6 separate regions of the Mus musculus genome follow, and regions 2, 3, 4, 5 and 6 are each linked to region 1. A link is a loop called in an ENCODE intact Hi-C map of the cell type or tissue named here. Cell type or tissue: heart. All regions are shown on one strand.

Region 1 (5,000 bases):
CTGCTCTGCCTTGGTGATAAACTGTGATGTGAAAGCCTAAGCCAAACAAACCCTCGCCCCCAATCCTTTGGTCATGATGTTTCATCACAGCAATTAGTAACGCTAAGTAGGACAGGGCTCAAAAATGATTTTTGAACCAAGGAAAAACAATGCTTCCCGTGACTGCAAACCTATCCTGGGTCTAGATCTAAAAACTTTATTTAATTTACCCTCTGTCACGCCGAGGATCTAGAACACCCAGAAGTCTTATTATGCACAGCTGGTGGGAGTTTAAGTTGGCAAAACCACTTTAGAAACCTCAAGATTAGCAAGATTAAATCACTTGCCCAAGAACATGTAAATAAGGAGCTGAAATAGAACCTTCCGAAGTCAAAAGGCAGAATTCAAACTTCCTCTCCTAGTCTACAAGCCATACTCTTAAGCACGACACTGAACCGTGTTTCAAACAAAAGCAAACCAAATCACAAAAACCACACTCTCTCTAAATTTCGTAAATATGAGTTTAAAGACAAAGTTGCATATGATCAAAATCCATTATAAACATAAAAATGTGATAATAAAACTATTACTATATGTAATTAACATATGTTAATAGAACCCTTTTAAAGGAAAGTGTAAAAAGACAAGCTGTAGGCAATAAGAGAGCGCATATTCGCTAAATCATTGGCAATTATACAACCAGAACTTAAGGCAGCCAGAGGGAGAGGGCGAGCAAGCAAGTCTCAATAGAGTTAACCAGACTGTCCTCTACAACCTTGACTAATGATAAAACCAGCTCACCTACACAGAGACTCACACCCTTAGAACCAGCATGTGTCATTTCTGAATGTTTTACATGTTTAAGAGCACAGTATTGTCAAAGGGGCCATCTTACTGAAACAGGTTTGCAAATCCATCAGAAATGGCAGCTGAGTGCTTCAGGACCAAGTAACTATGGTTAAGTGGCTACAGAGAAAGACGGCACTTAAGAGGGTGAAGTCAGGAGCATCAGTTCAAGGTGGTCACCAGTTACACACGGAGTTCAAGGCCGGCCTCGGCTACATAAATATAATATATCCAGTTCTTAGAATGAAGGAGGAAGGGGAAAGAATAGGAGGAAGGAGAAGCTGTTGAAGCAGAGCCCAGAAATTAGGTCCCCTGCTTTTTGGACTCACCTTTTTCTCTGCACTGCCTCAAAGCAAAGGGAAAGCATGAAGATATGTTGCTGTCCCTCACCATGCAGCTATATCCCTCTGGGCTTTTAACTTTGTTTAATCCTCTTATCAGATCTGAGCATTAGATATTATCACCATTTACAAGACCCGGGGGTGGAGGGTAAGGGTGGGGGGAACTAAGACTCAGAGGCCTTACGTTAACTCACCCCTCACCATACACTAAGGCATTTGGACTGTCCCACCTCTGCTTCGGGATCTACATGTTAAAAGAAATGACTTCCGAACAGGACTCTGCTAAGTGCTTAAAAATACATAAGCCTAGAATGATTGTGCACACCTGTAATCCCAGGGCTAATAAGGCTGGAGCAGGAGGATTACTGAGAGTTCAACATACGCTTGGGCTATCCTAACTTAGAGGCCAGTCTATACCATATAGCATGACTCCACCCCAAAAAGAAAAAGGGGAAGAAAGGCCTGAGTAAACTTCTGAAAGGAAGAATGTGTTTAGCCATTCAAGATGGAACGTTCTTCAGTGTATATCAGGATAAGGGTTTGGTTAAGATAACCTCAGTCCAACCTTGATCAAGTTAGTCACCTTTACTGTGACTAAAGTCATAGAGAGAACCTTATAAAATTCTTGCCACTTAATAGGGGTAGTAAATTTTCACTACCTTCAAATCTCTTATATAGATAGATTGAACAGAAATTATTGAAAAAAAAAATAATTCAATTTTGCTGTTCACTTCTCTAGGTATCTTTCACAGCTAGCTAGCTAGCTACCTGACCGCAACTGCTACTTTCGTTTCTCCCTGTTACCATATCCTCTAAGTGCAACACAAGAAGTCACAGACAGGCACCTCCAGTCACCCAAATAAAGCAAAGGGGAGCATTAAGATGTGATAAGATCACCCACGGAGCAGCTATGTTAGTATGAGCCATTATATAGTCTGTGGTCCTGAATGAGTTTCAGACATCATTTCTACCTTCGTAAGAGAATCCCTTTCAATTAGGAAACTATCACTTTTATTTCTGAAACTGGTGCAAGGTTGTTTGTCTCCAGCTGGGGCGCTCCTTTCATTACTTACACAGACGGTTTTAAGTGGTTATACAGATCTTAAGAGATTCAAGTTTGTCCCGCAACATGAAATGCAATACCCAATGACTTCTACAACACAGTTTAGAACATTTTTGGACTCCTGGTTCTTTTTTTAACACAATGAAACCCCACTACTTACTGAACAAGTCCAACTGGCTAACAGTGAACCATGCTTCTATTTTTCACGACAAAGGAGTTTTGCATCTAATTTGATTCCTGCAGTTTAACTTCTCAGATGGGGTCAAAACTGGAGTAAGCCACCGATTTTGTTTTTCTGATTTATATCCGTGGAAAGGAATAAAAAAAAGAAGAAGAGACACTGTCATTTGCCTCTGAAAGTACCACATCGCTCTGGCTGCATTTTAAAATGCTAATCCTTTTTACTTCTCTTTCCTGTCTTTCCAATCTAAAGCTAAAAATCAGTTCACTTTATCAAATTATCAAATGAAAGGTTCTAGAAATAGCTTCCTATTTGTGGAAAGAGACAGAAGGCACATAAAAAATGGAAGATATCACTTGAATCGTCCTCCCCCAAAGCACCCCGGATGAGACAAATCCCAGTAAAACCTTCGACGCCTTAGGTAAAATTTAAGGCACTTCCTAGTGGGGCAGGTGTGAACTCTAAAAGAAAACAGCCAGGAACAGCAAAGTTCAAGCATTCCTCCCCTGGGGCCCCGAGCTGCACACGCTCCCGGCAGCAGCACGAGCGAGTCTCCCCAGGTCCAGCCCTTCAGTCCACACACCTGCTCCAGGGTCCAGCCGTCGGCTCGGCCGCAGCGGCGTCTGCACCAGACACCAGGTCCCCGAGCCCCGCCCGCCAGCTGGGTGGGAGGAGCCCGCGGCCAGCCGCAACGCGAATTCCCCTGCCGCGGCGCCGCGATGCTCTTCACGCAGGGAGGTCACCCGCCGCCCGCGGCTAAGCGGCTAAGCAGAGCCGGGAGGCGCCTCGGCGACAGGGAGCTGCGGACAGCCCAGCCCCCTCCTCCGCGGGTGCGGCGGGCTCGGTGCCCTGAGATCCCCGCCCCGCCCGCACCTGCACCCGGGTCCGCAGCGCCGACCCCGCGGTCGCAGCCCTCAGGCAGCTCGGGCCTCCCCGGCCTTCAGCGTCACAGTAATAATGAAGTTTCCCCCGCACTCCCGCGGGCGCAGAATGAGCTGGGAGACCGACTTCCCGCCTGGCCAATGGTGGCGGCGGCAGCGGGGCGGGGCGCGGCGGGTGCGGAGAAGGCGGGGCGACGTCGGGGCGGGAGGGGCCGGGGAGGTGACCGGGAGGGGGCGGGGAGGTAGCGGGACTCCCGGCGGGGAAAGAAACCTGGAGGGGGCGGGACCTAGGGCGAGGGAGGTGACAGGGAGGCGGTGGGATCGGCGGCTGGGAGGTGACTGGAGGTTGAGGGACCCACAACCAGGTGTGGTAGACAGATGGCAAGACCCTGGACCCAAAATGGGAGAATGCAGGAGTAACCTTTGCTGGAATAAAATTGCTTTTCGCCAGCGAGGATGCAAAGGAGCGATGCCCAATGGTGTGGGGGTTTTGGTCGATTGGGTTTGTTGCTTGCTTGCTTGGTTGCTTGGTTGGTTCCTTTTGGTTCTGAATTCAGGTTCTTATTATTCATGCAGAGGTGAGAGGGGGAACTGGGACTGGCATGGTGAGCTGTAAGGTGGCTGCCAGAGCAGAGGGTAGTTCCAAATCCCTGTCACTCAGGGGCCAAGAACTGCGGGCCCGCAGTGGTGCAGAGTCAGGCTTGACTAGAGAGGAGAGCACACTGAAGAAAACAGAAAGTGTGAGAATCACCAATTCTAAAACCATAAAGCCCCACCTTTGGTCTAAAACTCCCGTGGGGGACGGGGGTCTGGGGGTGGGGAAGAGTGGATAGAAGTTTCAGCTCCACTTTCCCAGGCCTGTAAGAGGATATTCAAGCTTTCTTCTTCTCCCAAGGCCAAAAATGCTCTCAGCTACGGCTCCTCTCATCTTCAAATAATCTTCAAGAAAACTATATGGTAACAGTAAACTGATGTATCTGCCTGCCTTGAATTTGAAACGCTGAACATGGGGGCTTTAACCCAAAAGAATGTACAAAATTCTCCAAAAACTAGTTTAAGGTGAAGGCATGAGCCCATATCAGCATATACAATCCTGAGAATATGTACAAACAAGCACCTCTTAAAGGGACTCCTCAGTACATCCTGACTTATCCATATGTAACAATAACAAAAGAGACCATTCATTTGAAGGGGAGCACATGAGAGATGCTTAAGGAGTGGTAGTGCTATATTTTTATTTTAATTAAATTTTAAAAGGAAAATGACTCTAAGTAGAAGAAATTTCATAATCTGACATATCCAGAATAATTCAGATCTCATCAGGTCTTCAGGCTTTGAAAACCTAACATATTAACCAATAGAAAAGAAATCTCAAGGACTGATAGATTCTGAGGATAGGGCAGGAGACTGGTATATCCTGAGAAATACAACAGTGCCCTGATATGTCCTCAGGGTAAGGCAGTGCCCTGATGTATCCCAAGGAATAAGACAGTGCCCTGATGTATCTTGAGGCTTATGGCAGTGCCTCAATGTATCATAAGGATATGGCACTGTCCTGGTGTATCCTGAGGAATAAGGCAGTGCCCTGATGAATATTCTGAGGATATGGCAGTGCCCTGATGAATATCCTGAGGATGTGGCAGTGCCCCAATGTATCCTGAGGAATAAGGAAGTGCCCTGATGTATACTGAGGATATGGCAGTGCCCTG
Region 2 (5,000 bases), 370 kb before region 1:
TGTTCCAGAGGCTGTCAGGTTCTCTGGCGCACCCTCTCACCTGTTCAGACTAATTTCCTAAGTTCGGCGGGTCCCGGACCAAGATGGCGAACGCTGCTGCTGTGGCTTAGGCCGCCTCCCCAGCCGGGCGGGCACCTGTCCTCTGGTCCGGAAGGTGGCCGGCTGTCCCCGGCCCACACAGGGTGCTGCCTCAGCGCCTCTGTGCTTCTGCCTGTTCCAGAAGCTGTCAGGTTCTCTGGCGCACCCTCTCACCTGTTCAGACTATTTTCCTAAGTTCGGCGGGTCCCGGACCAAGATGGCGAACGCTGCTGCTGTGGCTTAGGCCGCCTCCCCAGCCGGGCGGGCACCTGTCCTCTGGTCCGGAAGGTGGCCGGCTGTCCCCCCTCTTATTCCATTCTTAATTGTAAACTCTCTGAACTCACACATCACACAGTAAATACATCTCTGTGTGTGTAGGTTAAAGAATGGATACAAGAAGGTTGAAGAGTTTGCAGCGGGGTTCAAGGAATTCTAAGAGGCCCAACCTCTTAGAAAAGTAGAAAGCTGAGAGATGCAAAGAAGATCTCCACCGACCTTAGATAATGAACTTTACTGGATCTCTGCTGGAGGCACCAGCCAAGTTTCCTGATCACAGGCTTGAGCTTTGCCTCAGTGTCCAGTTGGAGTACAGAAGGGAGGTATGGGACTGTGAAGTCATGGGGGTGCTGTATAGAACTATGACCCAGATTGATGAATGGAAGGATGAGTCAAGTCAGTAGCATCAGCAGTGGGAACAGAGCCAACACAAAGCTCCTGGGACAGTTAGGAGACCTCTGAGTACAGAGGACAGGTTAGTGGGGCCAGAGCCATTCCTGTGGTAGGTGAGAGTATTGCACCGTTTCTTTAGTCTGAAGTGTCTTTGCCCGTGCTTAAATGGTCTTAATTTGCTTGACAAATTCATGGCATAATACCCATTTTACTTTCAGAAATAAATTACCAGTCAGTTTATATATGCAATGAAGTGCAGAGTTAGTCCTGTATATTAGCTACTTTCATCATTGCTGTAGCAACATGCCCTAACAAAAGGAATTTAAGGAATTATAGAATTAAATTAAAATTAAGGAAATTAAAGTTTGTTTCAGCCCACAGGTTGGGTGCGCAGTCCACTCCAGCAGTGGGGCCTGGTAGCAGGAGCGTGAAGCAGCTCAGACACTGAGTCTGAGCAGAGACAGATGAGTGGCGCCACTCAGCTCCTTTTCTCTTGTTTGTTTGTTTGTTTGTTTGTTTGTTTGTTTTTTCCACCAAAGTCTATTTCCTCCCAAGCCACGAGTTTTTAGCTAGGTTTACAGTATTAGGTACGTAGTCATCTGAAGTAGGTTTCCAATCCAACCAGGAAGGAATCAGTAGATCCCACATAGTCACACCTCTACAGCATCAATGGACAGTTTTAAAGAATTGTGCTAACAGCTCCAACACCTCCCACTTACAACTGGCTGACCAAACTCATACCCTCAGCCATCTGCTCAGCAGAGATACACTGCCAGGAACGCAGCTGAAAGGGGTACTCTGCTTCTCACCCTCTCAAAAAAAAAAAAAAAATACCAGAGGTGTGCCATTATGGGGGAGGAAGAAGAGATAAGGACAATGGCAGACTCCCACATCACATCATCCAATACAAAAATTTTCTGCACTGACTTCCCCTTCCTGTGTGGAAGATATGTCTCTGCGCATTTCTTAAATCAGCTCAGTGTGTGGATTATTATTGCAGTGTATCAGAAAACAATATGGACTTCATGGGCATAAACTTTTTTAAGTCAGCAGGCTGAGGATGAGAAGGCTCCAATTGTATTCTCTATCTTCTTTGTGCCCCCCGCTTGACTCTGATGAGGTGACTGTGTAGGGTATGGGCCAGCCTTCCTTACAGTTGTCTTTCTGAAGATGCACACTAGATCAGCAAGGCTAATATTCTGTTATGAACATACATATCCCTGGCCAAGGAAGGCTTCATAATTTCAGATATTAGGATGTTCCAAAGTTCCCAGCCCTCTGAGGCTAGTCTGGCTGTGCCTCTCTGGGAGGATATTTCCACAGTGGTTTTTCCTCCAATTTGAGAAGAATGTGTTCCCTTCCTTCCTGCTCGTGCTGTCAGATGACAACAGCAATCCTGACACAGCTCTGCTATTGGGAAGTCTCTTTCAAGAGCTGCCCATTATTTCAAAAGTTTTACTAACGAAAACCTGTCGTTTTCATAAAAACTGAAATCTATGCTGTTCACTTAAATGTGAAAGTCAATGTCATAAAATCTCTGTGCATCTTTGTATCTGTGTGTCTGTACTGTGTACCTTTCTATGTGTGTTTTATACATACTTTGTGGTTTATAATGAAATATTTAAAGGTATGATCATTGTTATTATATTTTTTCCTATCTCAAGTATGTTCCTTATGAAAATAGAGAATATTATTTAAGATAGAGGTAGGAAAGTCAAAACTTCAAGAAGTTCAAGTTTGTCTAAGTTATATAGAAAGATCTGGATAAGCTATATGAGCCTGCATGTATGAAAAGGACAGGTTCATGTGGACCACACCAGCTCTTTCATTATATTGTTATTATAACAAAAACAATTATAATCCTTGTAATAACGAAAACATTTCAGATTTGCTGAAATGAGTGGGAACAACAATCGATTGCTTTTGTTTTAGTTAGTAAACTTGACTATTTTGAGTAGTGATGTTTATGGACAATGAGCACAAAGCACATTACCATAAATATATACCCTATCTCTACTTTTCATGATAATATCATGGTACAAGAAGAGATACATTTAAAATTAATAACTAATCCTGGATTTCATGCTTAATACTAAGGTTCATTTTCAGTTTAGTTTTATACGTTTTGGACAAATATTTAATGACAAGTATTCAGGGTTTGTCTGATTCTTTGTGGATTATTCTAACCTGCTCCCCTAGTTGGAGTGTTTCCTTTGACTGGAGGTTCCCTGTAGAGGCTGGTTGTCATCAGCCTCAACATGTTTGGCAAGAATACTCTGTAAATGATGAGCTGTTCATTCTGCATCCTGTCAGGAACATGCAGTGCCAACTTCCTTGTGATTTCTGACTAGAAACTTGACCTGAGCAAAGGAAGCAATTGCAAGCAGATGTACTACTAAAGGGAAACTTAAAATGTTTCCTTCTGACCACTAACTCCTACTTGGAGAAGACTGTGTCCTCTGGAAGAGCTTGGCTGAGTGTGACTTCCACCTCTGTTACATAGCTCATTCCACCAGGCATGTATTCTGGCTCCTCTGCATACCTCCTCATGTGCCTTTTTTTTTCTTTGCAAAGCTTTTTTTTTTTTTTTAAATTAGGATTTGACAAGTGAAGCCCCTGGAATCCTTTTCTTTATTCCCCTGCCTCTCTCTCTGCTTCTCTCTCTCTCTCTCTCTCTCTCTCTCTCTCTCTCTCTCTCTGTCTGTCTTTCTCTGTCATGTCTCTTTGTCTCTGTCACTGTCTCTCTCTCTCTCCCTCCTCTGTGTCTGTGTTCCATCTTTTGTGACAAATGGCTTGCCATGTGACCCATTTGCCTTAAAGCTATAACCTTCCTACCCCAGCTTCCAAAGTACTCAAGAAGACAATCATGTGCCACAATGCCCAGCTAAAAAGGTGTTTTGTTTTACTTCCTCTCCTCTTTTATCATTGCTGAGAATCAAACTGATGGTACCAGTGTGCTGGTAAATGTTCCACCACTAAACTGTTACATCTCTAGTCTTGATTTTCTTTTTCTTTTCTTTTTCATTAATGTATGTATTCACATTATTCTCTAATATCCTTGTTTTCTATTCACACTGATTACTGCTTTTCAGGGTATTTTTTTAATCCCTTAGTATGTGTACTTACAGCACAGAAATAGACCTGGCCGGGTCCAGCCCAGAGCTGTTTTTCTGGGAATTTTGGGGGCAGTGCACTCATCAGCACAGCTGAAGAATGCCAAGGTCAGACAAGTCAAGGACCACATAGTCTCTGAATATAGGTGGCCGGAGCTAGCAACTGTCTTGTGACCAGTTTTCTTTGTGACTAACTATTGAGGACAAGGACTTTATGGGAGTGCTCAAATAATGGAGCACAAAGGAAGACCAGTATTGCTGGAGGCAGAATAGTCACTTTGGGGAGTGGCCTCACCAAGAGCTTTACTTTAGTACTTCTGTCCATAGAAATACAGGACAGGATAGGCGAAGGCCCAGTGACCCTGAACCAACAGTCACTGTGAAGCAGGACTGGACATTTCTTACCTATCATAATTGTTTATTCTTTGTACAAAGATAAAAGAGAATACTGCCAGAACACTCAGTAGGTCTGGGTCCAGCTCCAGCCCATATAAAAGGAAACTAACACCCCTTCAATATTCAACTTTACAAAGAGGTAATGATATTATCATTATTTTAGAATATAAAACAATTTTTATATTCTTTAAATAAATTATTTTCTATTTACTTCTAAGTGAGTTTTATTTTTCCATGACTAAGGACTATCAAATAATTCTTGTTACTTATTGAAAAGGACATACTGTATTCATATTAAACTGTGGTTATTTTTAAAAGTATAAATAATATTACTATGTTATAAATAGTATAGACTTACATTACTGACTTTTCTTCCCATTAACTGAAAATGGCAAGCACACAAGCTGTCTCTTCAATGGAAGAGATGTGTACCTGTTTTCCACCCAGAAGGATGGAGTAGATGAAGTTATAGCCTGGTAATCTGTGTTGTCTGTAAGGCCAGTCCACGCCTGAGTCTCCTAGACTATTATGTTTATCTCAGACACTTCATCCTTTGACCTTTAGCTTTAGCAGTTTTTCTCAGTCAATAGAACCCATCACTATGGGAGATGACACACATATTTTATACCTTACTGACCTCTACACTATTTTGGTCAGAGACTATACTAGATCCTAGGCCCTTAAGCTATCGCTTTCTTTAGTAGTTTCAATGTAGTCATATCTCAAGCTTTATTTTGCTTTTTT
Region 3 (5,000 bases), 190 kb before region 1:
TCTCTTCAGATCTCAGGCCAATGTCTTTGGCTGTTGTTCTCCATGTTTGTTATAGAAATGATCCCCATTGCTGAGGATCCCATCCTCAAGCTCCCAAAGGAGAGAGTTTATAGACTCGTGCAAGGTTTCAGTGCCAGAGTGCTTGAAACTGAATTGAAATAAATAGGTAAAATATTAGCTTTAAACAAGAAGTAAAGCAATTCATGGTGAATAGTGCATTGAAAATACTGGTGTGAATTCTAGTTAATGATTATAGCTTGTAGAAATCTATTGACAGCTGGTCCATGTAGTAATCTGACACTATGCTGCCTAACATTGGCACATAGCATATTTAATATTATGGCCTTATGGGAGGTATTCTTTTCAGTTTTGCCTGTTCAAACAAAACTTACAACATTGTTTAATGTTTTCTCCTTGATCAAACACTACTGCCCTGCCAGTAAGGAAATTAAGACACAAGTTCTGCTGTCCCACACTAGTGAGGACGCAGAAACATCACCAGGCAATTGCAATGCCATGCGGTAAATTCTGTAATACACAGCAAGATTAGAGTAATAACAGATGCACCTCGATGGATATGTTTCACCCTGTGTTTTATTCAACCTCATCTACGTGTCTGATGTTATTAGAGGGTACACTTGTACTGTAATAATGTCTACCTAAGTTATAATTTTCATAGGTGACTTTTTAGCCTTCCTTTGCATCCCTTCCGAAGGCGTAGAAGATATTTTAATACCCCCGATTTATAACTGAGATGAGAATGCACACCAAGTTAAAGAGTGAGAATGATTTAACGCACCTTGGTCCTCTTTCCAATCTTCTTTTTTCTGTGGAGTTTCCAGCATAGGCTTGACTCAGACATGCGTGGGCTTCAGTGAAAGCTTTGTAGAGATTGAGTGTTCAAATTCTGTCCCTTTGTAAAATTCTCATTTCTTACACTTCATTTCAAATGACCTAAATTAAAAATGAAGTCTTATTAGGTCCTAAAAAGAAAAAAATTCAAATTGTCTCACATTTTTATTTTTTAAAGATTTATATTTATATTTTAATTTTTTGACAGACAGAGGTATGCATGAACCTTTGCAGGTCAAAAAACAAAACAAAACAACATTGGATCCCCTGGGACTCGAGTTACACGTGATTGGGAGCTGACAACTGAAGGCCAATCCTCTGCACCCTCTTCCCTAGTTTTGTTTAAAGATTCTAAAATATTTATATCATTCTTACAGTTCATGATAAAACAACACTTTATGGTCTTCCCTGTCTGTAAGGGTCTTTGAGATCAATAATATGAGGGGAGTAAGAATTGAAAAGAAAGTGAGATTTTCACCTTTGGTGACTAATGTGGTTGCATTTTTATCAGATCCCAAGTCAGCAGACAGCTCAGCTCTTTGAGAGATTCACCTACGATCAGTGTTGCTTTCCCTGCGACAAGTAGTTATGGATCTCTACCAAAATATTTCCTGAGAGAGACGCACCACAACAGGCCCAGATACAAAGGCTTTATGGAGACCTTCACCAAGTCAGCTTTCAGGGCAGTACTTTGATTTGTTGGATTAACTTCCCAATATCCCCTCAGTTTATCTCCACGAAGGGTGATATGGAAGATCATTAGTGTTTGGAATTTGGCTTCCTCTTTTAAATGTTCAGGCATCTTCATGCTTGGGTAAGCATCAAGTACAAGCCTGTGTTGATTTACTAAGTGAGAGGTGGAGGATCATAATGTCTATGGAAGCCTCTTTTTCATCATTTCATCCAGAATATTATAATAGCTTGAATATTAGTTTTTCCAAGGGTGAAGCACGTAAGAAATCCAAGTTTAAGTGGACTTCAAAGAAGACTTAAAGCAACATAATTAATTAGCATGTATTAATGATTCAACATTTAAAACTTTGCTGAAACTTCCTCTCGGTGGGACATATCTGGCCTGTAAATGTTTGTCTTACGAGTATCCTTCAGCAAGTGCATCAACATTGACAATGGGATGACATTTGAGTTCATTGGTAAAAACCTAAGTCACATGGATCCTGAGCTGCTGTGTGGTGTTAGAGAGCCCCCTGCTGCTTGTGGAGGTGATGCCTAACTTGCCTGGTTACTAACCACCCTGCCTGCCAGCCCAATATAAGGAGTTAAAGGCTACCTCACTTCAGACCTGTGTGGGTTGTATATCTGAATTTATTATTTATTGATGATATAGCCTGTATTTGATAGTAACAAACTTGAAAGAAAAACAGACCTATTCTCACTGCGTGGTGACTTCCTTACCTGTAGAGCAGAAATGTTTGCCAATTACTCATATAAAGAAGGTAATTTGGCCAGACATAGTGGTACATACCTTTAACCCCAGCACTTGGGAGGTAGAGACAGGAGGGTCTCTGTGAGCTCAAGGCCACCCTGGTCTGCATACTGAGCTCCAGGACAGACAGAGATAATAATGAGATCTTTTGGCCCTTTCTCAAAAAAAAAAAAAAAAAAAAAAAAAAAAAAAAAAAAAAAACTCCTGAAGGATGTTGTTTTTCAGCATTTAGTGGTTGGGGTTGTACAAGTACAAGGACTTGAGTCAGGAACCTCGGCACTTGTGTTAAAAGCAGGGCATGGCTGTGTGTGCATGTAACTCAATCTCTGAGTGACAAAGACTGCAAGTTCTGAGAGCTTGATGGCCAACCAGCTTAACTGAAAATAACCACCTATGAGATCAGTGAGAAACTCCATCTCAAAACAATAAGGCAGAGAGCACTGTTGATTTCTCATGATACCTGCTGTGTCCTATACTACGACTTCCACAATCATGCACACACTCACACTTAGCCCCTCTTTCTGTCTCTTTCTGCCTCTGTCTCTCTTTTCTTTCTGTCTCAGTATCTCCTTTCTCTCTATCTCTGTATCTGTCTCTCTGTCTTTCTTTCTGTTTCTCCTTTCTCTCTATCTCTGTCTCTCTCTCTATCACACACAAACACACACACACTCACACACACACACAAAACATCAAACTAAATTCCTTGGAACACAATATCTTTTCACCTGTTTCATTCCTGTGCACATATGTTCCCTTGTGGCAATGAGAATCAACTGCCAATAGTCTGTATTATATGGAAACTTCTTAATGACCTACTAGCCTTCCCTTAAGAAGAACTAGAAAAAAGTTAAAGGAACTAAAAATAACTTTCAGTCAGATTTATTGATATAACACTTTTTGTTGTTTTGTTTTTGTTTTTTGAGACATGGTTTCTCTGTATAGCCCTGGCTGTCCTGGAACTCACTTTGTAGACCAGGCTGGCCTCAAACTCAGAAATCCGCCTGCCTTTGCTTCCTGAGTGCTGGGATTAAAGGTGTGTGCCACCACACCCGGCAGATATAACACTTTCATGTCACACATTTTGCCCATTTAGAGCATGTGACTCAATAGCTTTCAGCATATTCATAGAATTGTGCATCAACTGTTGACATTTTCATCACCTAGATAGAGACCCACTATTTAGCTTTCAGTATCATCTCCTTGCTAGGTGCTCTCTCATACCCTTGTTTCTGTGGACCTCTCTTCTCTGGTATATAAACAGAATGGTACGGCTATATCACATGTAGCATCATATTATTGACTTCTTTCCCTTTTCTGTTTTCAAACTTTATCCACATTATGTATGGCATGTACCAGTTCTTAGTTCCTTTTATGGCTGAATATTATTCTGATATAAGTATATCAAATTTTGGTAATCCATTCTATAGTTCATGGACCTTTCCTCCTTTTTTCATAATGTTTAAATACTTAATTGTTTTTGGTTTTTTGGTTTTATTATTTGACAGTTTCATATATTTGAATAAGGAATTTTACTCATATGCAGAAGTAGCATTGGAGAACTCTGAAAATATAGTCTCCACTTTAGGACCAAAAAGATCCTTAGGGGTTTTCTAAATCTCTTTTTATTTCCCATGTGGCTAAACTCAAACTCGGGTAAACAAAATAGTTGCCTAGTCAAGGACATAAAAACATAAAACATATGCAAAATTCCTACTGAGAAATAAAAATAAAAACCATTTATATATAAAAATGATCATCATGGGGTGTGTGTGGGGGGGAGGGTGATTAACAGCAGAATTAAGGGAGAAGACATTGTTACCCAAAAGAAAAAATCCACTAAGCAGTAAAGGGAAGTGACCTGCTCAACCTGTTTCCAGAAGCTTGGAGGTCTGTAAGATAGACACTGTACTAGAGACTGAAAGTAACTCTATGGCCATAGATGACCCCTGTGTCATGATCATTATACACTTGAACTGAAAAGACCATAGGCAATATTAGTAGAAACATCAAACATTATTCTCCACATAATTCCAAAAGGTTTCCATTACAAATGGCAGAAATATTTATACCAAAATATTGTAAATAATGTATTCAGTTAATTGTTACATGCATATATCGTTACAAAGGAAACACATTAGGAAGGTTACCTCTATTAGAATACTCCAATATTTTCCCTAGGCAGGTTTTAGTGCATTTCCTGTAACTATTATAACTGTCAACTTAGAAAAAACAAAAGTACTATTTTATATGCTTATCAAAATTTGAGGTTCTCTTCTAGTTCTTTATATGTTATATGATAATAATGGGTGAGCTTGTTTTATAGCCATCTGGAACTATTTCTACCTTGTTGTGTTATAACATAAGGAAGACTTGTTCAAAAGAGCTAATGCATGTGGGGGAGTACTTAGTCTAAGTACTTCCATTCATTGTAATGGAAACCTTTCAGAACTATGTGGAGAACAACTCCTCTCATTCCTAGTATAGGAGCACTGTTTTGTAGTGGGAAAAGCTCTTCATCATCAACATGAGTAATCAGCTAGAGACTTGGAGAGGCTTAGGAGCTGGGTTCCATTCGGACTTCATTTATTCTCTTCAATAGACACACCAAAATGGGACTCCTAATTCTAAATTGTATGACATGTTTTCAGAGTGCACAACCTGGTAGGTTCACTGGAGGACATTGCAGCATTCACTTTACGCATGA
Region 4 (5,000 bases), 230 kb after region 1:
ACAACCAAACAGACAAAGGAAATGAACAAAACCATTCAAGATCTAAAAATGAAAATAGAAAAAATAAAGAAAGCACAAAGGGAGACAACCCTGGAGTTAGAAAACCTAGGAAAGAGATCAGGTGTCATAGATGCAAGCATCACCACTAGAATACAAGAGATAGAAGAGAGAATCTCAGGTGCAGAAGATACTATAGAAAACATTGACCCAACAGTCAGAGACAATGCAAAACGCAAAAAGCTCCTAACCCAAAACATCCAGGAAATCCAGGACACAATGAGAAGACTAAACCAAAGGATAATAGGTATAGAAGAGAGTGAAGATTCCCAACTAAAAGGGCCGGTAATTCAGTAAAATTATAGAAGAAACATTCCCTAACCTATAGAAAGAAATGCCCATGAACATATAAGAAGCCTACAGAACTCCAAATAGATTGGACCAGAAAAAAATTCCTCCTGTCACATAATAATTAAAACATCAAAAGCATTAAACAAAGAAAGAATATTAAAACTAGTAAGGGAAAAAGGTCAAGTAACAAATAAAGGCAGACCTTACAGAAAAAAAAAAGAGCAAAATTAAGGCTGTGGAAAGAAACAAACGATACACACATTGACCAATTCTGTGGAAAGACTGTGGGCCACAGGGTATTTGTGTTTCCAGTACCATAGTGTTCTTGCATAATAAAATAAAGTGAAAATAAAAATAAAAATAAAGTAAAAGTGTAAGCAAAGCTAGTTTACTCAAGCAAATGGCAAGTGTTCTCATGCAGTGGGGGCAGGAGAGTGGGGGAGGTATAGGAGGAGAGGGAGAAGGAGAAGATGAGAGAATATAGCAGTACAGCTTTGCCACAGATAACTTAAGGGCAAAACAGTAACTTCTGGTATTTGCTATTTTCACTAATTATCCATGCCTTTTTGCCTGGGTTTTAAGAGGACTGAAAGGGTTGCCTGCGTTTGTGCCTTGGTGATAAGTCCTTTATTTCTGAAACATGTCTGTTCTGAAAATCTAAATACTGTGCTCATTTAAACGTGTGAAGGTCTTCACACGTTTAAATGTTAAATCACATACAAACTAAATATCCTCTGCTTGAAATAAAAATATGTACTACCTACTTTTCTTACACTGTGATAAAATACTTTAACAAAGGAAACTTTAGGAAGAAAGGGTTTATTAGTCTCTGAGCTTGAGGGCATATTGCATTATGGCGAGGCAGTTCTGGCAGCCGGGACATTTGATCACACTGCATCTGCATCCAGGAAGCAGAAAGAGATGGATTCTGGTGCCTAGCTTGCTTTCTCCTTATTCAGGAGAGAGAGAGAGACAGAGAGAGAGACAGACAGAGACAGACAGAGACAGACAGAGACAGAGACAGAGACAGACAGAGACAGAGACAGAGACAGAGGGATAGAGACACAGAAAGAGAATGAGAATGTTTTGGCTAATTAAAAGATAAAAAAATTTAACAGAAATACTTAAATAGAAAAATCATTTGTGAGTCTTGAGATAACTCAGTCAGTAGAGGCAAACAATCACAGGACTGGAAATCTGTGTTTGATCTGTGGATCTCACAAGGTGGAAGGAAGAGAATCTATACCTTAGAGTTGTCCTCTGACCTACAGAAGTGCCAGGCAGGACCCCCCTACACACACACTCCAAAGGGGTCTGGACATATGGGTTTTAATGTACTTAGCATGAAAGGCGTATCTAAAACTAAGACAAGTTCAGAAGAATTGCCATAGAAGACAAAAACCAAAGCTGTTAGAATTTAAATACTTCAGGCTAGTTTTGGATGCCCTACCTACTTTTCTGAATGCAACAATTCTCTTATTTGAAACATTGTCTCATTATATCAAAGGGAAACATGAAGTGTGCAGTAAAGATAGTTAGGGAGGTGGAGTAAAGAGGAGAGGGTTTCCCCACCATCAAGGTGAAGGCCAGTTTGTCCACTTTCTCCGTTTTCATTTTAATTATAGAAATTAGAGCTTTGGAGCTGGAGAGATGGCCGAGCCACTAAAGACTAGGTTCACAAACAAAAATATAAGAAGTTGGAGATTTGTATGGAGAGCAGAACACATGTCCTAGTTTATGTGGCAAATTCTCACTTACACATTTCCCCTCTCCAATATAAATAGTGCCTCCTTCCACTACTTGAAGATTATCTCAGCTACAGATGAAAACTAAAAGTACCTAAGTACATACAAGCAGCACTAACTGGATATTTGTTTCAGACGTGTGTGTGTGTGTGTGTGTGTGTGTGTGTGTGTGTGTGTGTGTGTGTGTGTGTTTATGACATGAAGCTGAGGGGAAAATGTGCTGGGGGTGAGTTCTCAAGGGTCTGGAGGGGGGCCCAGTAGAGTATGTATATACTCAACCTATATTGTATACACATATGAAGAGAAGAAGAATCATTTGCTTGACTCTGGCACCCTCTGGTGATTAAAGCATGAAACATCTTTACACAAACAAGTTTTCCTAAAAGCATTAGGACATTCACATTCTGATGTTGCTTATTCCTAGAGGAGAAAGTAACACGAACTATTAACATTCCAAATTGGACCATCTAACAGTCCTCACTAAACCTCAGCTTTGAATTCCACATCCTTAAACTTTGTCCCTATCGGAGTCTCACCACCACTGCCATCTTTGACACTGTCCAGCATGCCTTTTGTCTCAGATCTTAGTAACTCAGTACACAGATGACCTTCCCAACACTCTTCCCTGCTTCTGCAAAGTTCTCCCAGGTAATGTCTTGGGGGTTGCCACCTCCAATTTCTCTCCCTTTCAAGTCACCATTAGTAACCCAATTCTTCCTGGAGACCCCTCAAGAAGCTCTCAAGAACCTGCTCACCACTCCCTCACTGTGCTGCATCCTGTGTGGTCTTCTTTAGTTCCCATGTTCCCACACCTGCTGAAAGTCCACAATCTTTTGTTGTATTCACACCTCTGAGAGCACCTAAACTCCCTCTTTTACCTAGGCAGACTCTAGACAAAACCCACTAACTAACTTCTCTATTTTTTTTTCATCCTGCATGAAACTGGGGAAAACATATAAGAATAATGACTCATCTGAGTTTAAATTCAGGGTCAAGAATTCTGATGTCTCACTGGTATACAGCTGATACTGTATGGCAGCTAGCCTTAGCCTTTTGCAGTCTCTCTCTCTCTCTCTCTCTCTCTCTCTCTCTCTCTCTCTCTCTCTGTCTCTCTCTCTCTCTCTTTCTGTGTGTGTGTGGGGGGAGGGGGAAAGAGAAAGTCTTGCTATGTGCCATCACTCCTGTCCTTGTCCTTATTTTCCTATTTCAATAGTCATCTGATTCATTCATTCATTCATTCATTCATTCATTCATTCTCCCAATCATATTCACCCCCCCATGCACATGTGTGTATCATTCTTGAGTGATAATATCATTTCCTGCTTTACTGAGAAAATTGAAGCAAAGGGGAACTTTGAGATTACTGGCAGTGCCCACCTTACTGTAATGAGAGGAGCAGTCTACCTTTCTAAGTAAAGGCCAGGGCAGCTGCTTTGCATCAAATCCCATTTCTTTCCTTGCTCAGTGACAGCCCTTTCCCCTTTCTCCTCTGTGTCATCTTATAAATATGAAGTCTTCCAGACCACTTGGCACAGCATAAACATGTTGGTATTTATTTACCCCATCTTCAGTCGTTCTCTCTTTTTTTTTTCTTCTTCAGTTTTTTCAATCGTTCTCTTAATCCCACATTTCCTTCCAATTGTTCTATTGCTCTGCTCTCTTTTACAACAACACTCTTCAAAAACCCCCACAAATTCCATCAGCTCTCTAGTCTTGTCCTTGGGTTCTCTTTCAAACCCACTCTACTCAAACAAAGAGATTAGTAATAAATTGCTGACCTAAATGTGAGATGGTTTTGTAGGCAGCAATAAATATCTGGACTAACTGTCAGAGACAGAAACTTGGGCCTCCTCCAGAGGGAGTGACCTCATCCTAAAACCATGCTGCTTTAGGAGTTGTCCACTTAGGAAGAGCTGGGGATGTGTGGTTCTTGGGGGTTGCAGTCATGAAAGCTAAGTATGGCCTCTCCTATCTGTAATCCCACCGCTAAGGAGGCTGAGTCAGATGAACAGCAAACAGCAAGTTTAAGGCCAGCCTTGGAATCCCAATCACCCAAAGAAATTAAATCAAAGTCATTGATGAGAGCACAATTCCCAAGGAATTAGACCCCAAGGATTTAGAATATAGCATGTTGGTGGAATAATGAAGGTGGCAGTAACAGTTTAAAAAGGATAGCTAATAAAGTTCTAGAGTCCGCAATTGAAAAATCAGAAAATCTCTAACAAAATTTAGACAAAAGATAGCAACATTTATAGAAATAATGGGCCCATTATGTTCAGCCAGGAGATGGGGCATGTCCATCTTCAACTTGACTCTCTGGGATAATACTTCCATCAGTACATTAAAAATTCACTGATGAGAGTCAGCAGGTGGCATAGAAGCTAAAGACACTTGCTGTTAAGCACAATGACCAAAGATCAATCACTAGGACCCACATGGTGGAAGGGGAGAATCAACTCCTCCAAGTTGTTCTCTGACCTTTACATACGCTCTATAGTATCATCGCATGCACCCCTAACCAAATAAATGTTTAAAAATGAATAGATTGGAACTAGAGAACTGGATCAGCTGTTAAGAGTGCTTGCTGTATAATCATAAAAGTCAGAGTTTGAATTGCAGCATCTATGTTTCAAGTTGGACGACTCATGTATGCCTGTAACCCCCACTCTCGGACGGGCCAGAGACAAGAGAATGACTGGGGATTTCTGGCTTCCATCCTACCAAGAAAATGAGTTTCACATTCAGGCAGGGATCATGGCTCAAAGAAGTAGGCACAGGGTAATAAAGGTGGGTATGTTGACTCTCTCTTCTGGCCTCCATGCATGTAGATAAATGTGTGTACTTACAATAAGAATGCATACACTTGGACAGACACATATACACATACATACATACATACATACATAC
Region 5 (5,000 bases), 350 kb before region 1:
GATATCCTGATTGATCTTAGCTTCCCCAATTTGAGCTAGATATGGTCCATGTTTTCCTGTGATTCTGATTTCCAATAGCTTTGCTATACCATACATATGGTTGATCTCATCTGTGATGCAAATATAAATAGAAAAGATTGGTGGGTCATTGTATATCCCTTCCTTTGTCTAGAGAGGCAGCTCTGATAGATGTTGGGAGCTATAAGCACAGCCCCATTGAGTACCATAGGGTCATTTCCCAGGTATGACTGGTTAGGCCTCACACATACATGTAGTCATATTCCACGATATTTTTGCTTGTGATCTGCCTGTTTTTGATGGATGCCTCCATTCTACACATTAGTTCCTTTTAATGTGTCCTATGTAGGACATATCAAAGTAAAGTGAGCCTAATGCTTGAGAGATAGAACTCCTTCTCTTCCCACAAAGGATACATAGTAGCTTAGCAATCTACTATTTATGGTAAAGTAGACTAGAGGGGAAGAGTAAAGTAGATGCAGAGGGGAGTGGGACTCCTACACATCTCACAAAGTAGCTTAACAAGTGATAGCTCATAAACAACCAGTAAGAAGGACACATGCTCCACTATGTTCATAGCAGCCTTATTTATAATAGCCAGAAGCTGGAAAGAACCCAGATGCCCCTCAACAGAGGAATGGATACAGAAAATGTGGTACATTTACACAATGGAGTACTACTCAGCTATTAAAAAATGAATTTATGAAATTCCTAGGCAAATGGATGGACCTGGAGGGCATCTTCCTGAGTGAGGTAACCCAATCACAAAGGAACTCACACAATATGTACTCACTGTTAAGTGGATATTAGCCCAAAAACTTAGGATACCAAAGATATAAGATACAATTTGCTAAACGCATGAAACTCAAGAAGAACGAAGACCAAAGTGTGGACACTGTGCCCCTTCTTAGAATTGGGAACAAAACATCCATGGAAGGAGTTGCAGATACAAAGTTTGGAGCTGTGACGAAAGGATGGACCATCTAGAGACTGTCATATCCAGGGATCCATCCCATAATCAGCTTCCAAACGCTGACACCATTGCATACACTAGCAAGATTTTGCTGAAAGGACCCAGATGTAGCTGTCTCTTGTGAGACTATGCCGGGGCCTAGCAAACACAGAAGTGGATGCTCACAGTCAGCTATTGAATGGATCACAGGGCCCCCAATGGAGGAGCTAGAGAAAGTACCCAAGGAACTAAAGGGAACTGCAACCCTATACGTGGAACAACATTATGAACTAAGCAGTACCCCGGAGCTCTTGTTCTAGCTGCATATGTATCAAAAGATGGCCTAGTCGGCCATCACTGGAAAGAGAGGCCCATTGGACTTGCAAACTTTATATGCCCCAGTACAGGGGAACCCCAGGGCCAAAAAGGGGGAGTGGGTGGGTAGGGGAGTGGGGGGTGGGTATGGGGAACTTTTGGGATAGCATTGAAAATGTAAACGAGGAAAATACCTAATAAAAAAATAAATTAAAAAAAGAAAGAAAGAAACTACCTGAAAGGTCTGTATTGCTCCAGGTAAAATAGAAAGGGGAGATTCCTATGCCTTACGGTTTTTCCCAATCTCATTTCTGTTCTCTTCATCTGTCAGCAAATATTTTATTTTAATTTAGACAGCAAGCCGACTAGTCAAGATACCATCAAAGTGACATGGTGGCTTCCATCTAGATTGAAGGCACTATGACGGTAACACAACCATCTGCCATCTACTTTCTGCCAATGGTGAGCTCAACTCCATGATGAAAATAAGTCTACTCTTCCACTAGGGCATGATTGTAGGGATCCGAAAATCTCAGATTAAATGTGGTCACTTACTTTAACTGTTTTAAATAAGTACTAGACCTCAACCCAAAGGAGAGTCCCTGGGTAGATTTCGGAGTGGCTAGAATCACAGTGGCTTCCTCCCAGATGGCTTCTAGAAAGAGATAGAGAGAGGGAATTTAACCACCATTCAACTTTTCTGTTAAAACCACACTGGGCCTGTCTCTCAGGGTTCCAGAGGACTGGGAGAAGGATGGGAGGAGCAGGTGTTTTAAAAGAAACCAAAGGTTGTCTGTCTCCAGGCTGAGAGCAGCTTCACATATCTCCGTAAAGAATGTGGTCTATGCTACTTCAGACAGTCTTCTCATTCAGTTTTCTAAGCGAGTTGGTCCCTTTCTTCCTGTGGCCCTTAATATGCATAGAGCAGAGACTTCCCTCTTAGAATCTTTTCTTGGGTCAGGTTTCATCATGAGTAGCATAAGTACTTTGACTTTAGGTTAGTAAGACAAATAGGTTTTGCTTGTTTTCTTTTGTTATTACTGGTTTTGTCTCTGTTCAAGTCTTTGGTGGTCCAGTGTTTTAACTTGCTTAAATAAAATCATACATCCCGTGTGGTCCCTTTTATTTTGTCTTAAACAGGTAGGCTGAAAATAGAGAAGAAAGGTAGAAATAATTATCATTCCAAAAATAAAAGTGCAAGATTCAATCTCAACTGGGGTAAAATTCATGAAGAATTACTTCGTCCAATTGTCAGTGATTAACTCCAGAACTGAGTGGTCACAACCCTGAGGCCTGGCTACCTGCATGTACAAACACGCGGAGGAGTAGGTAAGAGAGGTTTTCCTTTCTAGCATTTCAAAGAAAAGAGGAGAAACAAAAATACCAGTCTTGGGGTCCAGCCCCACCCACTGCCATTCCAGGATGCTGGAGAGACCCTGGCCATGCTCCCTGTTCCCTTCACAGTTTGGCTAGGAAAACACTGGCCCGGGATGAATCTCAGGATAATCTTCGAAATTGAAAGCATCATGGTGAGTCATGGAGGATTGCAGGAACAGATTCATTTTCTCAGCTGATTAAAAGAAGGAGAAAACAGGAAGTGCAAGGCTGTAAGCGCTCGGCCAAGTTTTAGTGAAAGCAGAAGATGTTGCTGTTTCCTGGACGGACGTGCCGTTTGTGCCTCAGAGAGCACGAAGCTGCCTTTGTGCTACTCTGTGAGTCATCACAGCAGTTGCAGATCACCAGATAGGAGGAACACAGTGTCCATTTCACGCTGGCTGTTTTTTTCCTCAGTGGAGTTGGTTCTTCTTTATTCTCCTGACACTTCAAGCTAAAGGTAGCTGCAGGTGACCTGTTACTTTTTGGAGATCTAATGGGGTTTGAGATGTCCTGCCATGTTTCCCTTTCCTGTTGTTCCACACTTGGTTGCTATAGAGACATATTTTGGATAATGACATGTGTCACTCCCTCTCTTACGTTCACTTAGAGCTTTAGGGTTCTTGTTATCTCTCGCCGATTTTAGCCACCAGCCTAACATAAACCGTTCACAGCACTGAGCAATGTGTGGGGGTTGTTGATTTTTATTCCAGTCATTGGAACAGTTAAGTGGAAGCTGCTGCTGCTCCTCAGGTGTTTCTGTTTGACCATGCGCTATCATGTCCTCAATGTGACTGGCAGATTTGTTTCCTCATGCTCTTTTAAGTAAAGTAAAGCATGAGACTGGCTGAAAGAACATATTTGAAAAACTGAGGCAGGGGATGCATCCTGCCTGTCACAGGCTATTTGGAGTCAGCCCCCAGGAAGCTCAGTAAGTCACACTTGAGTTGATTCTGTTTGGTTTGAAACATCTTGCATGTAGGCAGGACGTTTTCTATGAGTTAATTCACACTATATGTTTAAAACATTCTCTAAAGCATTTTCATTAAAATGACAAATTTTTGTGAATTTTTCCCCATTAAATGGACATTACTAACTTGAGAGTGTGGTGTATACTTGTGAGTTTAGAGTGATGGAATACAACATGTAGAATAGTTGAGAGCCAATTAATACACTGCATACTATCTTAGCTGATAATATTATACTGTTATCCCTCTAGCATTACCACTAAGCCACATGACCAGCTCATTTCTAGTTATTGATAACTATGTAACCCATGGGTTTTGGATGCCTGGGTTTAAATTAAGGCTTAAACTGGAATTATTGAGACAGTGTTCTCAAATCTCACATGAATATTTTTAAACCTGGAATGCTGTGGTGAGAAACTCTAAACTATATGGTAAATGTCAATAAACATTGAAAAACTTGGGAATGAAATATTCTGGGGAAAGAGTTATAAATCTTTATTGACTTTGTTCTAAATTAGAAACTCATTATGGATTTGAATGTAAACATATACTGTGAAGTTTCAGAGAAATTCTCTACTTTGTATAGTTTGTATAGAGACCCATGTCTCTCCATTATTATAATTCAGTCTCCTGCCATAAAAGTCCTTTGTTGAAGCCAGACATGGTGACTTAGATGCGCAATCCCATACTTGGGAGGTTGAGGTAGAAGATCATGAATTCCCGGTCAATTGGGGCTACAAAGTGGGTGGATACTGTGAGCTATATAACATGATGAGAGAGGGGTAGGATGAAAGAATGAGAAAGCACCTGAGAGGAGAGAGACAGACAGATAGACAAACAAATGGACAGACAGACAGATGGAGAGAATCTCCCTTACTGGATATAGATGAGAAGATATAGAGACACCTATACTCCTACACAGGGACTGGGCTGGACGAGGGCATGCACACTTATTTTTTACAAGGGTACACATTTGTGTTCATTGGAAATAAATTTTCTCTTCTAGTTAGCAGGTATATAGGTGATAAAATGATACTATTCTGAAAAATTGAAGAGAGTGGCTTGTGTTCTTATTTGTAAAGGCAACTAAAGATTCATAGGAAACAACTCTACTTAAGTTCAATGGATACATTTACAACATAACTCCTATATCAAGGCTCAGGAAATATTGAAAAAGAAAAGAAGGAAAACTTGTAAAAGTCAAAGAAAGGGGGACTCTGTTGTAAGATTGTGCCTTGTAGATATGACAGGTAAGCTATATCTATGAAGTCTCAACAGCATGGATGCCTAAACAAGACCTAAACAATTCCAACAGTAATTCATATCCCAGTGTAAGTGGGTGAAATTTCACAAGGCTTCGCACCTAGATGAAG
Region 6 (5,000 bases), 240 kb after region 1:
TCAGAGTCCATCAATGGTTCCATGTCACAAATTGGCTCTGGCAGCATACAAGGATAACACAGTTGCACTTAAAGCATGCTTTTCACTTTTCTCAGTGTGCTCTGCCTATCACTCTTGCAGTGTCCCCAGTCTACCAACAGCCAAAGCCAATGCTAAGCAATTGTTGTGATACAATTACCCAGGATGACCAGGTGTCCCCCTAGTTTCAATAAATGTACACTTTTCCAATCCAAGGAAGATCAACTTAATCCTTCCAAGGAAAATCACACACTCATGGTGGAAGTTTAACTGTCTGGCCTGCAGACCCTCTGCATTATTTTCATGACACTAAAGAATACTTTATCTAGCGTCACACTGCACATCACTTCCTTGCAACTAAAACGAGGTTATTGTCGTGTATTTGACATAACGTTGCTTCTCACCACAGGCATATATATATATGGCATATGAGGTTTGGAAATACCCACATGTTCCCAAAATTCACTATATATCCCTATTATGATGAAAGAGCTGACTTCATAGACCGGTGAATGGGCCTGTGGAGGGTGCCATTAAACTGCAGTGTAAGCTGTCGCCTTAAGCCAGCAGTAACTATTGAATACAAATGCCCAGCTGTGGGAACCATAAAGTGATTATTCCATCCACACTGGTCTTCTGCTTCACCCATGCCTTTCTCCACTGCCTGCCTCTCTCTCTGTCTCTTCAGACTGCCTTCAAATAGCTGTCAGTAATACTTTGTTGTTAAACCTACTTTTTGCCTCCCTGAATAACTTTTATACACTGTTTCATACATGTATTTTCTTCTTCTTTATTATCTATCTATGAGGTAAGTTCCAAACAAGTAGGGATTTCTGGTTCTTTCTTCTATCACCAGTGCCAAAAAGAGTACCAGAGTCATAGCCGGACTGACCTGGAGAGTAAAGAGTACCTCTGTCTACATCATGGATGCTTGGCAAACCTCTGCTGTAAAAGATCTAACAGAAGATATTTCAGACTTCTGAGCATGTAGCTTCTGTTCTCACCACTCCTCTCTGGTGTTGTGACATAAAAGCAGAATGGGCTGGTAAATAAATGTGTGATGTGTGGAGAAGAAAGAAAGGGCTTTGCTCAAAGATGAACGAACATGCAGTAAAGGAGACACCTACACCCTAAACCTGGCTTACAGCATCTAGGAACTCCTTAAGAGAAACTTCTAAATTTAAAGATAACACATCAGACTGAAAGACAACCAGGGCAGGGATGTTGTTTGATTTTGTTTTCTTCAGCTCTTTAATCATGCGCTCAGCCAAATCTAGTCCTGTCTGTACCTTCCAGCCCATTCTTAAAAAGCAAAATCTCTAGAGCGTTAGGCAAGCACTTGTTACTTACTCAAGGCTGGAATACAAACTTGTAGGTTGTTAAAAGGCAGAATCTGAGGGCTAGGGATATAGCTTAGAGGTAGGATACTGGCTAGCCTATCACAATTTGAATTTGATTTCAACCCCTGATAAAATTTAAAAATTCTAAGGCAAATGCAGTGGTGCATGACTTTAATCCTAGCATCAAGAGGTGGGGACAGGCAGATAAAGTTTGAGACCAACCAGGACTACACAGTGAGACCATGTCTTTAAAACAAAATAAACTAATTAAAAAAAAAAAAGAATCTCAGGGTAATAGCAGGGTTTTTAATTTCCAGCTCCTTGTGGCACTGTGAAAGAACCCAGAGCCTTAAATATACTAGGCAAGTGACCAACTACTGAGTTACATCTCCAGTTCTTGTTCTTATTTCTTTAAGTAGTTAAATTCATTCTGACTACTCTTAAACCCCCATACTCTCATCCTATATTTTAATAAGATCCTCCAGTGACTCATACTCATAGTAAAGTGTAGAATGTACAGATCTAATCACACATTTGTCAATGCACAGGTCAAAACAAAACAAAACAAACAAAACAAAACAAAACAAAAAAAAACCTCCATTTAGCATGAAGATATAAAAACAAGACAGTCTGGGAGAATTGCTAAGAGGTAGGCCATTTGCATGGCATGCATAAGTTCCTAAGATCCTAAGAAAAGATCATCTCTGACAGAAGAAAACAAGAATGACAACTTACCTCTGCTATGTGTAATGAGGTGTCAAAAGGAGAACTGTCAGGCCTCAGTGAGATGCAGCAATGTTGTACACTGGAGAAAGAGTTCAGCTAGGATCCATGCCTGCCACAAAAGCCACCCTAAGAGTATGTCCACTCTTGCTTGCAGTGGAGTTGAGAAAAAGCAGGGAGAGGACCAGGAAGACAGAAGATTTATCAATCCCCAAAGTTGCTAAGTTTTGCCTCAAGAGACAGGCAAAATCAAGACTTTTCAAAAATCTAGCTTCCAGGAAATTAATGAATATCCTCAGTTAATTTCAGGACGACAGTAGTGAATATCTGTTAGCTGGTTATCCTGAATCAAGAAAGAAATGTGGGTTCCAACTCAAGACAACCTAACCCCTCTTATCTGGCAAGGAGATTGGAAAAGAGGAAATCCAGACAGAGAGATCTTTTTATATCTTGTGCTCTGGGCAGCAGCATCTCCAGCCTTAACAGCAACTGTATTTTAGAACCGAGGGAGTAAACCTATTTCAGCAGTGCTTCCCGTCCCCGTCCCCGCCCCCGCCCCCATCCCCGCGTAAACTTCCTGTCTCTTAGTCCTATGGAAGGGGGGTTCTCCTTTTGCAGGCGCTGCCTTAAAAAAAAAAAGTAAGCAGGAAGAAGATACATTTGAAAAAGAAGCGAACGAAAACCAAAGCAAAACCAGAGTTAGGTTTCACTGCGAGGCCCACCGGGGATTTAAAGAGGAAAGGCGAGCTGTACGTGTAATGTGCGATGCCACACTGTCCTTTCCTAAACAAAAGCTGTGAACAGCTGGTCAGACTGCGATGACAGAATTCTGAAATGTCTGAAGTTACATACATACCTCAGACTGGGTGTGTGTGTGTGGGGGGGGAGAGATAACGGTTTCTTTTCAGAGAATAAACAGAATGTTTTATAGCAGCGGTACAAAAAGCTAAAGGTCGTTTACTACAACAGGAAGCTGCTTAATCTGGCCTCACATTGTTATCACAGTTAGGGCCAGAGCCTCGGCACTGATGGTCAGCTATTCATTCTTAGGAACTCTATATTTAAAAACCTAACGTAAAAAAGCAAAGAAGAATCAATCATACCGTGAAATGAAGGGCAAAGAAATCCACAGACGGATGGACGGGACACACACACACACACACACACACACACACACACACACACACCCCGCTACTCCCCACCTCACCCCACCCCACCCCCACCCCACCCCCCACCCCCAGCCATCCTCAAGCTTCAGGCTCCTAATGGTCTGGCCAATCACTGCTGTCTGAGATCCAAACTTTCTGGTGTCATCTGAGAAGTTGTAAATCTTGCTCAAGGGGACAGTTCTTTGTCAAGCTGAAATGTCTTCCTGGCTTCCTCTCAGCCTTTTCTTTCTCCCAGCATGAGAGATTCTTGGGTAATTTGTAATTTCTTTGGGGCTATTGTTTCAATAGTCTGACATCCAAAAGGGCAGGCACAAGTGTCTTTAAAGTATCCTCTTCCTGCCAGGCATTCCTGGTTACAGCATCAAAACTTATATATAATCCAAAGCAAAGGAAAAAAATGTTCAATACAGTTAAAAAGCCTTAACCAAGTTTCTGTGGTCAGCTTTAATACTATGTTGTCTTTATGACCAAATCCTACTGCCTCTGTACACTTATACCCACCAAGTCCACAAATTGATAGGTTTTGGATTTGAGGTTGGTGATTCCAGGGGACACAGATCAATGACTGGGGACTAAGGAGTTTATTATAAGAGTTATTAGTGCTGTGAACACACAGACAGGAGCAGCAGAATGCCAGGGGCTCTCAGAAGAGTTTGGGTCTCAAACACTAGTGACCTCATGGGGAAGTTTCTACAGAGAATCAGAGTCTATGTGCAGAAGAGGAGGCCTCTTCCCATACATTTTTAGGAAGTGGGGTTCACAACAAGAGTCTACAGTCAGGCTCTCAGATTCCCAGGCAGGAAGCAGAGGATGGGGTGGGGAACAAATTGTGACAAGTCTTTGGTGTAGTTGCACTTCCCAGGTGAGCCTGTTAGCAAGTGACACACAAAGTACCAGAAGTGTGACTCTCAGTATCTGTGAGAGGAGTTCAGAGAGGCTGGTATCTAACAGTACATCCTTACACAAACCACTAAGTTACCAAGTGAGCTGAAGGAAACGTACTACTCGGTGGGCATCAAAGAGTGTCCCTTCTGCATGGAGACAATGCCAGCTTTATAAGTATAAGATAATTGTGCTCACACGAAGAAGCTTCCTCCTTACAGCCACAGCTGTCAATGACTCTTTAATCCTCTAATCCTGTAGCAGACTTCCCAGGTGCCCAGCTTTCAGGAGAATGGCAAGTGTCATTCACACTTCCCCAAGGTTACCAGACTCCTAGGACATCAGAGGGCTACAGGTATAATGGATCCACCTCAACTAGATGTTCTTTTCCCCTTCAGCATTCTCGGAGTCATGCAATCCTTCTCCAGAACGCAGGGCCACCTCCCTTGTGACCTGGGAATCAAGGACAGCTTGGCTCACACTGAGGATGACTCATTAAGCATATGACAAGAGACCTTTCCCTTCCCTTCCACTGAGACCTATAAGAAGCGACTCCAGTTCTGCTTCATGATCCTGAACTCTCATAGAACCCACCCATGCTGTGTGTGTGTGTCTTCCTATGACACTGGGGCAAGGAGCTTGCTCAGAACTCCTGCCATGCTGCTGTTTTGTCTTCCTACCCATGTAATTAATAATTCTTCAAATAAGTGTCTCTTATACCAAGGACAGTCTCCCTCAGTGTCCCCATTACATTCCAAACCCCAAACCTTTCAGACAAGTTTAATACAAATCAAGCATTGTATATAAGAAGAAACAAGAGAGACCCTGCCTCAAGCTATGTAAAGGGAGGCCTCCTAAATGTTATGTT

The links. Peaks named below come from ENCODE experiments on the same cell type or tissue, not always from the same donor. Only the 100,000 strongest peaks of a DNase experiment are listed, where the experiment ranks them.
Region 2: a loop joins it to region 1, with 3 times the contacts of the local background. A loop is called at or near these places in 5 of 42 quality-filtered maps.
Region 3: a loop joins it to region 1, with 2.3 times the contacts of the local background. A loop is called at or near these places in 2 of 42 quality-filtered maps.
Region 4: a loop joins it to region 1, with 4 times the contacts of the local background. A loop is called at or near these places in 2 of 42 quality-filtered maps.
Region 5: a loop joins it to region 1, with 4 times the contacts of the local background. A loop is called at or near these places in 5 of 42 quality-filtered maps.
Region 6: it touches region 1 in a loop (2.5-fold over the local background); 2 of 42 quality-filtered maps call a loop at or near these places.

Annotation. Positions count from the first base shown.
Region 1 is chr6:58,829,926-58,834,925 of GRCm38, reverse strand. Herc3 (hect domain and RLD 3) reads right to left here and starts at 3,461. Exons shown (of 26, transcript NM_001361966.1): 1 at 2,994-3,461; 2 at 2,390-2,524. In heart, a CTCF peak has its summit at 2,202; a DNase peak (open chromatin) is centred at 3,375; H3K4me3 peaks cover 2,263 bases; H3K27ac peaks cover 1,220 bases.
Region 2 is chr6:59,195,027-59,200,026 of GRCm38, reverse strand. No RefSeq gene overlaps it. Among named protein-coding and RNA genes, the nearest start is that of Tigd2, 11 kb to the left of the region's middle. In heart, no CTCF peak of the experiment used is centred here; no DNase peak of the experiment used is centred here; H3K27ac peaks cover 958 bases.
Region 3 is chr6:59,017,592-59,022,591 of GRCm38, reverse strand. All of the region lies in intron 1 of Fam13a (family with sequence similarity 13, member A), which reads left to right. Gm52905 (a long non-coding RNA gene) reads right to left here and starts at 2,425. Exons shown (of 2, transcript XR_003956447.1): 1 at 800-2,425; 2 at 1-148. In heart, a CTCF peak has its summit at 2,051 (motif pointing left); no DNase peak of the experiment used is centred here.
Region 4 is chr6:58,601,287-58,606,286 of GRCm38, reverse strand. It overlaps a transcript of Abcg2 not described here. Among named protein-coding and RNA genes, the nearest start is that of Gm45943, 20 kb to the right of the region's middle. In heart, a CTCF peak has its summit at 2,427 (motif pointing left); no DNase peak of the experiment used is centred here.
Region 5 is chr6:59,183,434-59,188,433 of GRCm38, reverse strand. No RefSeq gene overlaps it. Among named protein-coding and RNA genes, the nearest start is that of Tigd2, 23 kb to the left of the region's middle. In heart, no CTCF peak of the experiment used is centred here; a DNase peak (open chromatin) is centred at 2,923.
Region 6 is chr6:58,594,202-58,599,201 of GRCm38, reverse strand. It overlaps a transcript of Abcg2 not described here. Among named protein-coding and RNA genes, the nearest start is that of Gm45943, 12 kb to the right of the region's middle. In heart, no CTCF peak of the experiment used is centred here; DNase peaks (open chromatin) are centred at 2,611 and 2,901; H3K4me3 peaks cover 2,113 bases; H3K27ac peaks cover 1,458 bases.